Regions from separate parts of the Mus musculus genome. Here region 1 is linked to region 2. The links are chromatin loops, found by intact Hi-C in ENCODE. Cell type or tissue: heart. All regions are shown on one strand.

What was found. A loop is a pair of places that touch in the nucleus more often than their neighbours do. Peaks named below come from ENCODE experiments on the same cell type or tissue, not always from the same donor. Only the 100,000 strongest peaks of a DNase experiment are listed, where the experiment ranks them.
Region 1: it touches region 2 in a loop (2.0-fold over the local background); 2 of 42 quality-filtered maps call a loop at or near these places.

The regions. Positions count from the first base shown.
Region 1 is chr17:87,233,060-87,241,059 of GRCm38, reverse strand. No RefSeq gene overlaps it. Among named protein-coding and RNA genes, the nearest start is that of Gm51270, 17 kb to the right of the region's middle. In heart, no CTCF peak of the experiment used is centred here; no DNase peak of the experiment used is centred here; H3K27ac peaks cover 1,182 bases.
Region 2 is chr17:87,142,945-87,150,944 of GRCm38, reverse strand. No RefSeq gene overlaps it. Among named protein-coding and RNA genes, the nearest start is that of Socs5, 39 kb to the right of the region's middle. In heart, no CTCF peak of the experiment used is centred here; no DNase peak of the experiment used is centred here.

The sequences.
Region 1 (8,000 bases), 90 kb before region 2:
GGGGCCACAGAGACATCTCATGGGCAAACATTTTTGCCCTCTAAGTCTGAGGATAAGAGTTTAAATCCCCAGAGGTTATGTAAAGGCTAGGTGTGGAGCGTGGCTACACTCCCAGGACTCTCAAGACAGAGAGACACGCACAGCTTTGGTGTGGGCCTCAAATAAGGCAGAAGTCGAGGACCAACCCCCACAGTTGCCCTCTGTACTTCACATGCCTGCTGTGGCACACTGGCACCCACATTCACTCATGCAAATGCATACACATGTGCATGTGTGCGTGCACATGTACATGTGTTGGTCCTCTCAACTCTGGGCTTTGCCGCAGCAAAAGAAACGGACTTCCTTGTGGGTCCTCAAAATGTACATGTGCTTGCCTACATCTCCCTGGACCGCCGCCGTTGTGTGCTGGGCTTTAGGGAAGCGCCGAGACACAGCTCAGGGGGTGGGAAAACACCATCTAGGATGTGAGGCACCAAAGTTGGGGTTCCTTGCCTCCCGGATATCTAGTCACTGCTAGAGTGCCACACAGAGGAGTCGGAAACAAAGTATGAGGGTCCACGGGACTGTTGGGGGCCTGCGGGGCTGAGAATGATGACAAACCTGGGGCCAGGGAAATGGGGAAACGCAGCTTAGCGCATCTGTGAAGGTAACAGTGGTTGTCTGGAAGTGCTGAGAGGCCTTCTGTGGGAGACTTAGGCTTCAGCTCTGTAGGCAAAGCCTCTTCCATGCTCCCCACGACAGTTTTCGATGAGACAGTCCATGTTCATCCATACCGTTTATTGACTGTTCATCATGGGAAATGGATGTGTACCAACCTCTCAGGGTGGAGCAGAGATTAAATACCGTTTGCAGGGAGGAATGTCTGGGAAGGCTTATTGGATAAACCCTCGGGGCTCATTAGCTTGGAGAACTCTCTCCTGGGGCTACGTGACCACAGGTCATGTTTCTTTATGTGGGCAGTGTAGCAATGTTCCAGGCCAGGAACCTGGCAGGGAGCAGCGAGCCACCTACCATCTCAGGTGGGTGGGTGCCTGGGTACCAGGGTCTCAGACCTACTCTACCTTACAAAGTTTCCTGGCACAGTCCATTGTCCCACACTTCCTCTTCCCAAGATGTGTCACTGAGACAGTCTATAACTGAGACTCAGACTCATTGTTGTCCCCATGCCCCAACTTTTACACTCCACAGAATGGCTCAGACATTCTGGAAGTTACTTGTGGTTGCTTCTCAATTTGAATCACTAAAATCATTTTGCTTAAAAAAAAATTGATGTGGGAACTTTCTCACAGTATAAAGCTGTCTACAGTGCTGGTTCAGAGAGTGACAAAAACGTGACCGTGACCATCTCTGGGCTTTGAGATCACTGGTGGCTGGGGTCACCTATCTTTCTGTATCACATGGCACCTTTAGATTTGTTTTAATATTTAGTTTATGTGTATTAGTCTTTTGCTTGCATATATGTCTGTGTACCACATGTATGTCTGGTCCCTTGGAGGTCAGAAGAGGAGAGGAACCCTTGGAACTAGAGAGACAGACAGCTGTGACTGTGAGCTTCCATGTGGGTGCTGGAAATTGAACTAGACAAAGGCTCTTAACCTCTGAGGTAACTCTCCAGCCCCTCCCATGTTTGATATATATTTGTGTGTGTGTATGAATATATATATATATATATTATATATATTAATTAATTCATTCATTCATTGTTGAAACATGGTCTTTCTATGTAAGGTTGGCTGTCCTGGAACTTGCTATATAGGTAAGACTGGTCTCAAACTCTCAGGTCTCTACATCCTGAGTGCCAAGAATAAAAGTGTGTGGCACCATGCCAGCTGCTCACTCGTCCTCTTAATGAATAGGTTCTCTCTCTCTCTGTCTCTCTCTTTCTCGTACTCAAGTGATATGGAAGCTGAGTACACAGTCAGCATCACCCGTAGTTTTAGTTATCCACCGGGGATTGTGGAATATACACTCCTCTCCCCCCAGAAAAGGAGCTCCTGCACATAGTTGTTGAACGGTGGGTTGGACAATATAAGTCAAGACCTAGGGCTGTAGCTCACTGATAGAGCAAGGACTTTGTATGACCACGTCTCTGGGTTTGATCCAAAGCTAAGCAAAACTTATTAACAAATAAGCTTATTGATTAAAAGATATAATCGTTCATAGATATACTTTGAGGAAAATTTTATTTTTAACTGCTTTTATTGAAGAAAAAAAAAAAAGGAGCAAGAATCCCAGAAGACTGGATAGCTCATAAGTGACCAATTGTTAAACAGGGCTAATCTTGTCACATCCGATTTGGGGGGAGACGGGAGTCATCTCCCAGGTCATCATCTAAGCCATCAGAAGTCTCTAAAGGATATGCAGAGTCTTTCAAGAGAGTCAGTGGTGGATTCCAGACCTGCGGATTGTGGCCGGCCGGCCGGTGTGCCTGGGAGAGCAGGGAGGCTTCACGCTGGGTAAGAGCATGTGGTGATTTTGAGAACACACTGTGCTATGTGTGTTGCTGCTTTATTGTGAGATAGTCTCAAGTGGCTGAGGCTAGCCCCGATCTTGAACTTCTCATCCTTCTGCTTCTACTCTTACCCTCACGTGCTGGGATGACAGAGTGTAACACCATGTTGGGCTCTGCAGTGCCCGGGACTCAACCCCAGGCTTTGTGCATGCCAGACAAGCACCCCACCAGCTGAGCCACCGCCCAGCCCCTTCAGTATACACTTGAACTCGACTGTTATCAAAGCACCCTGGTACCCTCCTGAGTCAGCTTGTGCCCGATCGGCTCACTCCCTCGGCCATGAGAGTCACAGAGACCTTAACAACATATGCTTTACCTCCAAGTCCCCAGCTCCTAGGAATAGCACGCCACCCAGAACTTAGCACGCGTCTCTGCAGTCATGAGTGTTTGTAAAGGGAGTGAATGGGGACCGAGGGACCTCTGGCACATGGCATAGGAGTAAGACAAGCACACCTACGATGACAGCAGAGCCTGAGGAGTGATGACCGTGTGCAACAGCCAGAGCTGCCAAACAGATGTAGTTTCTATAACAACCACAGCTGGTCGGGGGACCTGGGAGGGAACACTAAATTGAACCCACGTGTCGGGATCAGGTCACAAGCCCATCCGCTGGGTTGGGTATAGCTGAGGGCAGTGAGCTTAAAGCAAGGACCCAGAATGGCCTGCTGGTGCCACCAGGCCTCTGATTTAGGCCAGACACAGCCGCTGCTCCCCTATGCATCACCCTGCCTCTCAGCGTCCACCTTGGGCATCTTCTGTTGCTATCCTGGATGAGGGTTGGCAATTACCTTAGTGAAAAGGAGCCACTATGTTAGTAGCTGCTGGGCAGAAACTGGGCCTAAGATCTGTTCTCCCGGCCTACCCTCACCTTTACTAAAACATTGCTGTTTGGCTGTCGGGGAGGGGTTTGGTCTTCACTGTTTTGGCTTTTAACTCGCTTGTAGAACTCTTGGAGTTCAGATCTCACACAGACAGATTACCCCAGAATCCAAGAGATGGGACTTAGCCACTGCATATATCAAAGCCCATCTCCTGTCCCTGTGACCCCAGCTTCAGCTGCAGCTAAGTCTGCTCCAGAGGCTTAGTGGGCAGGTGTGAGCTGAGGCTATCAGCTCTCTGCAAATGCGGTGGAAGGGTAACCATGGTCACCAGCAAGCGCCTGCTGATTTCTCACAAGTGCAATTCATGAGGCAAGAATTTCGCTCTTCATAAAAAGGTCCCCTGCTCCTGTCGGGAAAGGTAATTGCCACTTTTAGCTGCCTGTGACACAGTCATTATCCATTTCCTCATGTGCTGAGTGGCCATTGCCCACGGGATTTAGGTCATATTCTTGGTTAGTGAGTAAAAGAGGGTGTGAGGTGGACGTCCAGGCCTGTGACTCAGCCAGCTGGGCCCCGAGTCCCCGTGAGTGGCTTTTCCCAGGCCTGGCCTTGGTTCGTTCACATTGGTTTAGCCTAGCCTGGAGTGGGGGAGGGGCAGCGTAGAAGGATAAGTGTGGAATGGCGTCCTGGCTACAGCAGCAGCTAGTGCTTTCGTTCAAGTCTCAAGAGTCTCACAAGAGTCACATGGGTCAACGAGCTGGAGCCGTCCAGTACACGGTAGTCATCTTTATTTGGGTCACCTGACCCCGAGTCCCATACCTACTGCTCCCTCGTGTCTCCATGGTGGGGAGCCCAAGTCCAGGCAAACACTATTTTATCTATGGCAGAAACTGGATGGCCATTTGAGACTGAATTCCAAACAGCTGTTGGGCATACTGTGGGATTTCAGGCCACTCCCTTTACCTGACCCCAGATCCTGGTCCTTTGGTTAGCATGGTCCATCAGGACCAAGGGCACGCCTACCTGAGGAGGAGCCTGAGAGGCAGGCTGATGACACCTCCCTCCTCCTCCTCAGGCTGCCTCCTCACCTCCCTCGAACTGTATGTGATGGTTAGACCAGGAAATGAAATGTCTATTCTTCCTCATGATGGGGAAGCCTGGCTCAGAGAAGGCAAACTACTTGTCCAGGTTACAGAGCTAACTTCTTCTTCCTAGGCTCAGTGTCCAGTAGGATGTAGGTCCCCAGGCCTTCTCTACAGGGAGATGAGGGCACTTCTTGGAAACTGAGCCTTGGAAGACTATCATCACAGGTGCTTGTGCCTGCAACCCTAACTCCCCACCCCCACCCTCTATCAGGCTCAGAGCCCAGAACTCCTCCCTGGGCATGATGGCGCTGATACAGGCCGAGATTCACTGTTCCAACCTACTTGCCAACAAGCAATAGACCAGTGTTAGCAAAGACACGGCTGCAGTCCTCTGGAGAGAGCGCCGAGGAGACAGCAGGGTGCTTGTGTAGATGCTGCCAGGAGGCGTTCATCTCAGCATCCCGAAGCCAGATGTCCAGGAGATTGTGAGGTAGCCCCAGCACAGGCCAGAGGTTGGATTAGCCCAGGTTAGGAAGGTTGCTGAGTCTGGCTCTCCCAGTTACCAGCTGTGCCTTCATGTGTAATGTGTGGACAGTATATTTATCTCAATTGGGCGTTGTAAAGACTGAGTTAATATGTAGAAAGCACTGGTCCTTTTCTTGGGAGTGGGGGCAGCCAAGCCTTCTGGAACCAGGTACTCCCTCCAGGTACTCCCTCCAGCTCTCACCATCTTGTCTACAGCTGAGCTCTGCTTGGCCAAGCCAGACAGCATGGGTGGGCAGCCGGTGTGCACTGCAGTGAGACACTAAGGTCACATGTTTGCTTGTATTGTTTGACTTTTTGGACTCAGATAAATACTACATTATGCATAAATAATAATAATACAGAATTATGTATTAATAATAATAGTACTGCATCAATAATAATAACACTGCATTATATCTGCAATCCAACTTGAGTAAAACATTATATTATTTTTGTTTTAACTTTAATTTCTCGGAGTGCCTTTCAGAGTCCTCCTTGCTTATCTGTTGTTCCTTTTCATCTCAGTGGAGAGACCACACAAATTTCAAACAGCCTGTAGCTTGACCTCACAGTTTACAAAGTGCCCTTGCCCACCTGTTCCCTGGCAAGAGCTGACCCAGCGCTCTGTGGGAGATGGAGGCTGATGGAGAGACAACTTTTTAGGGGCTAGGGGACTTTTATTCCTTTGCATTATTTCTTGGAACACGTGGGCAAGAATGGGATCAAGGACTTAGCGAGCGTGGATTTATGGACTCATTCTCTTTAGTTTTATTAACCAGGGGAAAGGAGCTTCTTGGCTTATTCTCCATCAATGCATGCATTTATTCTTTGTTCAGGTATCTAACCACCGCCCGTCACTCATCTGTCACCTGTTTGTCACTGTCACCTGTCCATCACTCATCTGCCACCTGTCCGTCACTCATCTGTCACCTGTCTGTCACTCATCTGTCACCTGTCTGTCACTCATCTGTCACCTGTCTGTCACTCATCTGTCACCTATCATCACTCATCTGTCACCTGTCTGTCACTCATCTGTCATCTGTTCATCACTCATCTGTCACCTGTCCATTTATCCTATTCTATTTCCTCCAAGCTTTAAACATATTACAGATACTAGAAAAAAGTGTACTCTGGCACATATATGAACATGGACATAGTGGAGGAGTCACTGCTCTCCATTCTACTCCCACCCCCACCTCCATACCCAGTCACACACACATGCATACACACTCACAGACACACTCTCATATACATACACACTCACACACACACACACACACACACACATACCACACACACAGTTACAGACACTCTCATACACACATACATTTACACAGGTACACTCACATCACACAACACCACACACACACTCACACACCACACACATATACAGTCACATAATATACACACATCAAACACACTATTTAGATACATATTACACATACACACCACACACATACTGACAGACACACACACACCATACACACATGCCACACTTGCATACATATATACACATTATACACAGACAGCACACACACACACACACACACACACACACACACACACCTGGCTGGCTCAAACTCCCAGATATCCTCTTCCTCTGCTGGAATTAAGGTGTGTGGTACTACTCCTGGGTGGTTTCTAACTCAGTGAAATACTGTGGGGGAAAAAAACACAGGTAAGTAAGAAAACGTACTCCTTGAGAATAGAGTTCCCAGGACAGCACAACATTAAGAGCTTGATGTGCAGGGATCTGATTGAGCCAAGGAAGGGGTGAGGTTGAGAGACGGGGATCAGGGCTGACCTTGGACCTGACAACAGAACCTCCCTCTGGCTACCTCCTACCTGTGTGACTTTGAACAAATCATCTAGCGTTTGATGATCACAATGATGGTCACATCACCGGGAAGAGCTGCCTGAGGGAGGAAGGACCTATTGTGGCTCATGGTTCAAGGGTACAGAGCAGAGGTGGTTGTCCCATGTGCCTGTCCTCAGGGACAGGTCAACGCTAATACTCGTCAGAATCTCTCCCCACTTCCTTCCTTCCTTCCTTCCTTCCTTCCTTCCTTCCTTCCTTCCTTCCTTCCTTCCTTCCTTCCCTCCCTCCCTCCCTCCCTCCCTCCCTCCCTCCCTCCCTCCTTCCTTCCTTCCTTCCTTCCTTCCTTCTTCCCTCCGTCTCCTTTTCTTCTTTCCTTATTTTTTCTTTTATCTTTTAAACACTGAAAATAGATTTTCTCATACAATATATCCAGTTATACTTCCCCCCTACTCCTCCCAGTTCCTCCCCACCTCCCCTGCAGATCCACTCCCTTTCTGTCTCTTGTTAGGAAATAACAGGCTTCTAAGAGACAATAACCAAACAGGACAAAATAGAATATAATAAGATGAAGCAAAAATGATCATATTGGAGTTGGAGATGGCAACCCAACAGGAGAAGAAGAGTCCCAAGGGCAGGCGCGACTGTCAGAGAGACCCACTGGTTCCCAGTCAGGAATCCCATAAAACACCAAGCTAACTGCTATAGCATGTGTTCAGAGGGCCTGCGGCAGAGCCATGCAGGCCCCGTGCTTGCTGTCTCGTTCCCTGTGAGCTTGTATGTGCCTTGCCCGGTTGATTCAGAGGGCTGTGCTTTCATCCTGACCTTCATGCCCTCGGCTTTTACAGTCCTTCTGCCTCCTTCTTCACTGGATCCCCTGAGCTCTGAGGGCAGGTGTTTGATAGAGACATCCCATTTAGACTCTCTCTGTGTGTAATGTCTGGCTGTGGGTTTCTGCTTCTATTCCCATCTGCAACCCGAGAAAGCCTCTCTGATGATGACTAGGCAAGACACTGATCTGTGAGTATAACAGAATATCATTAAAAGCCATTTTTAACACTTTAAAATATGTATATGTTTATAAATCACTAGTGGTTAGTTTTATATAAGCCTCTGGGTATTGTAGTCTCTGGTTCTTGGTCATTCAAGCTGTGTCAGGTATGGGTTCCTTCTCACGGAGTGGATCTTAAGTCAAATCCGGTTGGTTACTCCCACGACTTCTGTGCCACCATTGCCCTAGC
Region 2 (8,000 bases):
AAACATGACCTGGAGCAAAGGAGCCCTAGGAGGCAAAAGGAAAGAGCTATGATGGAGGCCTGTACAGAATTTGGAGAGAATCCACAGCACGTGGGACTGGGACGGTGTAACAGGGCCTGGGAGGCAGGTGGGTGGGCGTGCAGAGCAAGGGAGCTCTTTACAGCTAGGCCAGCCTTTGAAGGGGCTGAGAGCTGCAGGCTGACTGCTGACTGAGTTTCCTGAAGGCCGGGCAGGAAGCTCGCGGGTTCCAGGAAGTGGATGGAGCAGCCATATTTACTACTGACAACTGTGCCCCAATGTTCTTGGTCACCTTATTTTGACAGTCTCTCTTTGGGCCAAGCATAATTAATTCTGGAATGTCTCACCCCTACCTTCCACCTCTGTTTCTCTTGGCTCATTTTTCATTCTCCTTGCTAAGTGACGAAGGGCAGTGTAGGGAGAATGATCCAAGCCCTCTGCAGCGGGCTAACGCCTTCCACAAAGCGGCCTCAGCAACCTCCATCCTTCCAGGCCTTTCCCAACCACCGGCCCCTGTTATATGTATGTCTGCACATCCCAACTCCTCCTTGAAGTGTTTTTAAAATCTCACCACAGTCAAGTGGAAATCTGAAAAACAACCCCCAAATCCTCGTGTATATTCTTTTTGTTCTCCCATAGCCCATGCATGAGCATTTGGTTTCATCTGGGGCAATGCTTAAACTTTTAAAAACTCTGTTTCACACAACGAGTCTTTGGCAGAAGGGTACCTGCCAAAAGACCTGCTCTTTCTGTGTTCTTTGAGGTGTCTGGATAGTGCTGGGCATGTGACATGTACTCCTGGATTTTGGTATTGAATGAAACGCAACTTCTTTCAGAAGGAATGTTCCAAATGCAATTAAATTACGATCATATATAAACACTTCCCGCTATGTGGTTTCCTCTCTGAAGGAAGGCAAGCAACCGTGAAGTGACTGGGGGAGCCACATATGGGAACTCAACCTCACTCATCTATAAAACAGGAAGAAAGGCTTATTTCTAGCTTCTCAGTGAGGACTGAATGGGTGGCCAGAGCCACACGGAACGGCTCAAGGACTTAATGGACCCGGACTCTCGAACTCTTAACCCTCGGAGCCACCAAGTCGCTTACGTCATTCAAAGCATGAATGAGCCCCGCATAGGTTTGACAAAGTGCTTCAATAAAGAAAATGTGGTCTCCTTCTCTCTTGGCATACTTCATGTAATTGAAACTCATCTGCAAATCCTCGTATATCATACGCTCCTTAGACGAGTGACGCATCGAGTGGAGCCCGGGGACTCGGGGGCACCAAGAGTTTCTCGGGAGGTCTGGGAGGTTGAAGCTATTTAATAATAGCACTGAGATGCTTTCTCACCTTCATTCTCTCATAAGCACCGTGGAGTTTCCCGGAGGATGGACTAGGATGACATCACTGCAGGGGCAGAGAAGGAGATGTGGGCGGGGGATATAGGCTTGTGTTCTGGTGCGTGTGGAGGTCAGAAGAGGGCATTGGATCCCTTGGAGCTGGAGTAAGAGACCGGTGAGACATGGGTGCTGAGGACTGAACTCCAGAGAGCAGTACAGGGAACCAATGTCCCACCCAACCCTACAGTCTTTGAGGGTGGTGCATTTTCAGAGGTAACTGTTTGGTTTTAGTATTTTACTTTAGTATTTAGTATTTTAGTATTTTGAGTATGCTCTCTCTTATTTTACCTACTATAATTTCTGTACTTTGCCATTGTTCCAGAGTTTGGCATTTATTTGGAAGCTTAACAGCAAACACATACTTCATTATTATTTAAGAAACATTTCAAAATTTTCCTTCAAAATTATCTAAACTTACTACTTTAAGAGTCTATTTTTTATAGGATAATAAGAAAAATTAGCTGGATGGTAGTGGCACACGCCTTTAATCCCAGTACTTGAGAGGCAAAGGCAGGCAGATTTCTGAGTTTGAGGCCAACCTGGTACACAGACACACACACAGATACAAACACATACAGACACACACAGAAACACACACACAGATATATACACACAAACATACACACAGACACACACAAACAGATACACACCCATACAGACACACAAACACACACACAGATGCACACACATACACATACACACATACAGATATACACACAATTTTTTTTAAAAAGGAAATATAATTTTTTTAAAATACCCAAATTGGCAGGACATGGTAGCACAAGCCTTTAATTCTAGCATTTGGAAGGGAGAGGCAGGTGGTCCTCTGAATCTGAGGCCAGCCTGGTCTACAGAGTGCATTCCAGGAGAGCTAAAGCTACAGGAAGAAACCCTGTCAAAACACCAAACAAACAATAAAAAGCTTAACCTATAGATCTGTTGTTTTGTTCACACGTGTCTGAAACAAGTTCAGAGTATTGGTCTCAATCGCTGAACATCCTTTATTCTGTGAGCTGCCCTGAGCAGTGCCTGAGGAGCTCGAGTTTCATGGTTTATTCTAGCACAACAGACACTGAGCTGCAAAAGCTAACCGGGCACACATATTGCTTCTCCCAGGACAAACACGTACGGGGTGGAATCCGGCTGCGCCTCTGTAGAAGGAAGGAAGTCCAGGCTCTCCCTTATAGGGATGGGGAGATGCTTCAGCATGTCAGACTGCGTGTTACTCTGCAGGGAACCCACAGTTTGGGTTTCCAGCACCCAAGTTAGGTGGTTTACAAACACCTGTAACTCCGGCTTCCAGGATCTGCCGGCCTCTTCTCTGAGGGCACTTGCACACACGTGTGAATATCTATACACACACGCACACACACACACACACACACACACACACACAATCTTTAAAAAAAAAAAGAATGCCCTTAACAATACAATAAACATTTATTTCATTAAGCATACACTTTATTTAGTATTGTAGAACAAAGCAGATTCAGATATATTTATCAAAATTTCTTATTCAGTGTGTAGTAGCTATTCCTGGTTGTCGACTTGACTATATCTGGAATGAACTAAATCCAGAATTAGAAGGCTCACCTGTGATCTAGATCTTGAGGCTGGGAAATACAAGTTTCTGCTGGATCTTGGCATGGAGATCTTGAGGCATAGTGGCCATGAAAAGCTGAGGCCTAGTCAAGGTAGTACACGTCTTTAATCCCAGGAGACTGAGTCATGAAGATCTCTGAGTTCAAGGTCAGCCCGGGATAAAGCAAGTCCCAGATCCAGGCATGGTGGTACACCCTTTTAATCTGGGCCACACCTTCTCCTGGAGACCTACATAAGGACATTGGAAGAAGAAAGGTTCCCTCTTCTACACCTGCTTGCCTTTGGGCCTGAGCAACTGCTAGATCCTTGGACTTCATTCACAGCTGCTGCTGACCATTGTTGGGGAGTTGGACTGCAGACTGTAAGTCATCAACAAATTCCCTTACTATATAGAGACTACCCATAAGTTCTGTGACTCTAGAGAACCCTGACTAATACACAGTGTTTTTTAGGATATTTATTTATTTATTTATTTAAGAAGGCATCTTACTGTGTTGTCCCAGCTAGCCTGGAACTCTCTGTGTAGACAGGCTGGTCTCGAACTCCTACAGCTGCACCTGCCTCCTGAGTGCTGGACCTCATTTTAACATGTGCAGAATTCATATAAAACATCTGTTGATCCTGAACTACAATGGGTGACTCCAAGAAGCACTTGTGGGGTTGTGCAAGTTACAAGCTGAACCAACCACCATTTAGTGGTGCACCATTTTATCTGGAGGAATTGGTATAGAACTATGGTAGGTATTTACTGAGTGTCTGGAATTTATTCTTAATAATGAAACTTAAGGGTAACTACAAATAGCACTGGTTGATGATGATAAAATTTTTGTGTTTTTAAGCCAAAAATATATTTGTTTAAAAATCCTTCCTCTAAAATTGTGTCTCAATATTTAAGGCCAGTAGTTATTGGTGTTGTCAAATGGGACTTTTTATGTTGTCTACTGAAAATGAGCACAAATCAGAAGTACTTTCTAGCTCAGTGAACCAGTAGCTTCCGAATGATAGAAGTATGAGCCTAGAAAAATGCATTCAAAGTGCAAGACTGATCACCGGCTTCTCTACTGTCCTGTGTTCTGATTGGTCCCACCACTGTCCTGCATTCTGATTGGCCCTTCACACGGCCTCAGATCTGACTTTGTACCAACCCTTAAGAAATAATTGTTTGCCAAATTTTGTTCTAGCATCAACAGAGCATATCGTCGTAACTATTTGAAAAACCTATTAAAATACATATCTCCTCTTCCAACTATACTTCTACGTGGAGCCAAGTTTTCTTCATATTTTTAAGCAAGGGAAAACACTGGAGCAGACTGAGCAGAAAGACAGAGAAATTCCCAGCTGTCTTCTATTAAGGCAGATGCTAGGGAGCCGGGCAGCAATGAGAACAGTGCTGCTCTTCTTGCTGCCTTAGCCTTAAAGAGCCCTCCCTCACCCAAATGTTACCCATGTTGTGCTTATCTTTTCGTAAACAATAAATATGTTTTCTGCTTTACATTTTCTTTTCCAATATAGTACATATTGAAATATTGATAGATAAATCTTCAAGTTTGGGGAATCATCAACTATAGTATAGACTGTCAATGGGTCTTTAGATTTTAAGAAATGCTGTCCTGAATGGTTGAGACCCTGTAAATGTTGGGAAATGGGCTCAAGTGACCTGACATATGGGCATCCTCTAGAAGACAGGAATTCTAACTTCAGCAGGAGACAAGGGGAAACAGACTGTTGTCCTTCACTCCTCTTGGTACAACTGGAGGGGATCTGTGTTCCATCCGATAGGTGACTGTGAGCATCCACTTCTGTGTTTGCCAGGCACTGTCATAGCCTCACAAGAGATAGTTTATCAGGGTCCCTAATGAAGAAGCTAGAGAAAGTATCCAAGGAGCTAAAGGGGTCTGCAACCCTATAGGAGGATCAACAATATGAACTAACCAGTACCTCCAAGAACTACGTATCTAGTTGCATATGTAGCAGAGGATGGCCTAGTTGGCCATCAAAGGGAAGAGAGGCCCCTTGGTCTTGCGAAGATCATATGCCCCAGTACAGGGAAATGCCAGGGCTAGGCATTGGGAGTGTGTGGGTTGGGGAGCAGGGCGGGGGGAGAATATAGGAGACTTTCGGGATAGCATTTGAAATGTAAATGAAGAAAATATCTAATTAAAAAAAAGACAAAACAACAACAACAAAAAAATTGAAGGGGATCAAGCAGAGGACTGACCAGGACTGGACACAGCAACTCTCTGGTGAGAATGGTAAGGTACTTTTCTGAGATGCAGGGTTAGGAGATCCCAAATGCATATGTCAAAAAACAACAAAAAACAAAAAACAAAAAAACAAAAACAAAACAAAAAACAAACAAACAAACAACCCCAGACTTTAGCACAGCTATTCAAAAATTTCAAACTGTATGTTTGGAATCATTATATTCTTTTGTCAAAGCAGAAAAAACAAAAAAACAAACAAACAAACAAAAAACCCATGGGATTTAAAAAATCAACTGAGTTTTTACATCTTAAAGAAGTAAAGCCCCCCACAGACCAGATGAGCGTTAAAGAAACGAGTGTTCCTTCATCCACCCCTCTCCTTAAGGTCTCTGGTTTATGTGTGTGGTGGTTTGAATGAAAATGGCCCCATAGGTCCATAGGAAGTGTCACTATTAGGTGTGGCCTTGTTGGAGGAGGTGTGTCACTGGGGACTGGCTTTGAGGTCTCAGATGCTCAAGCCAGGCCCAGTGTCACTCTCTCTTCCCGCTGTCTGTGGAACCAGATGTAGAACTGTCAGCTCTTTCTCTAGCAAACATGTCACCCTGCATGCTGCCATGCTTCCCGCCATGGTGATAATGGACTGAACCTCTTAACTGTAAGCCAGCCCCAATTAAATGCTTTCTTTTGTAAGAGTTGCCATGGTCATGGTGACTCTTCCCAGCAGCAGAGCCCCCCCCCCCCCCACTAAGACAGGATGTGAGCGCAGCATTAGCTAATTCTCTTCTCTCTTCCCTCTCTTCTCTCGTCATCTCCCCAGCACTGCCTCTTACAGCTCACACCAGTTTCTTCTCACTCACTGTTTAACTGAAGTGGCCTATCATTCCTCATCCTCCTGCCTCCATTTCCCTAGTGCTGGGATTAAAACTGTGTGTCATTTGCCCAGCTTATGCAAGGGTAGGAATCAAATGCATGCTGGGTAAGCACTCTACCAATCCGCTCCTATCCCCAGCCCAGCATCAGCCGTCTTGAGTTGGAAGAGCCATCCAGTGATTTATGGTGGGATTAAGTTTTGCCTCTAAGGATGTTGAGTGGGGTGGCTTGGAGTTTCTTTCTTGTTGACTGTGGCTGGAGATGAAAGCGGTGTCGACCCCCACTGATGTGCTTGTACCCTCTTATGGTGAAGGCCTGAACACAGGTCAACAGCAGCTGACCTCAGAGAAGACTATGGGACCACAGGCATCGCCACATCTCTACCAGGATGTCAAAGCTTGAATCTACAACCCTGCCTCTATTGATTCCCAAGACAAATTCTTTTACCTGATGGAAAACTAAAACATTTTATGAGCATTAAAATCAATAGAATTACAGCGTGCTTTATTCTACCCGTGTCCTAGTAATTTTCTAAGCAAGAACTTTTATGAAATTTTTTTTCCACAAAGCTCAGAGGTAATGTATCAACATTCTGACTATGTCCTTTTATAAAACCCCATATTGAACAAACAGTCTTTCAATTAGAACTACGGGTTCAATTTATCTTTTAGTGGAGCCTTTCGTAGAGAAAGGAAGACTGGCCTTGCACTTAGGCGCTCTGGATTCCTGTGTGTAGATGGGTACAAGGACACTGAGAACAGCCACCCATGCCAGGCACTGTGCTATGCACATCTCCAAGATTATTTGGTTTCATATTTCCACACCTCCGTGTTAAGCAGGTGAGAAATCAGGCCCTGTCGGGAATGAGAAACCCACCGATGAACAGCAGCCAAGCCGGGGCACAGCCCACTCAGGCTGACAATAATCCACAAGTATGGAACACTGTTAACATGCTTGGAAGAAAATTGTTCTTTCCCACCACAATCAGTAAGGAGTAGGAGGTAGCTCCCCAGTAGAACCCTTGCTTCATACGCACACGGTCTGGCTTTGATTCCCAGCACCACAAATTGCTATGAATAAACTGCTCTGACGTACGAGCGGATACTGAATTATTCTATCTCCATGTGCCACAGAATTCTAAAAATCAATAATGGTGCTGTATTCCCTCCTCTGATGAAACTTCCAAATATGGCTCTGTGAGGTTTTTATTTGATTAGTGACAGGAAGAAACAAAGGTCAAAAAAGCCTAAGACCATACACGTGTGGCAGGCTCCCCTCAGCCTCTAAGACCCTTCGTGTGGCAGGCGCCCCCTCAGCCTCGGTCCCTAATCACTCTCATGTCCCACCTCCCAGGGAGCGCATCAATACACAGATGATTGCTGGCTCGAGGGCATTGCTCTTCGTTAAAAGTTAAACAGCATCCAGTATCGTATGACTTAAGACCCGGATTTCAGTTGGACGGCTCTGCGTACACGAGGCCTCTCTTCAGTATTCGTTTGCTGTGTACCTTCTCCTTGAATTTCCTCATTCTCTATACAGCCACGAAGTTCCTTATCTCTTGTGTGGTTTTCAAAGCTACCTAGAGTGGCAACTTCCTGTCCACAAGGCAGGGAACAAACGCCCATTTCTATGGCTCATTCACTGAGTCTCTTCACTCTTATGGAAGGGCAATTTACACCTGTCCTGTCCTGCAGAGGGCAAATTCAATGAATTGTGAGACTGTAATCGCAAACCATTTAAAACCCCACTGCTCCTCAAGTAGTTTTCAATTTCCAAAATACTACTCTTTCATGTTCCACCGAAGTTCCTATGTGGTTTCAAGTCATTAGCATAGAAGAAATTATTTCCATTTTCTGTATTTGTCAAATCATATGCATGCCTACGTAGACATCTGTTTTTTTTTG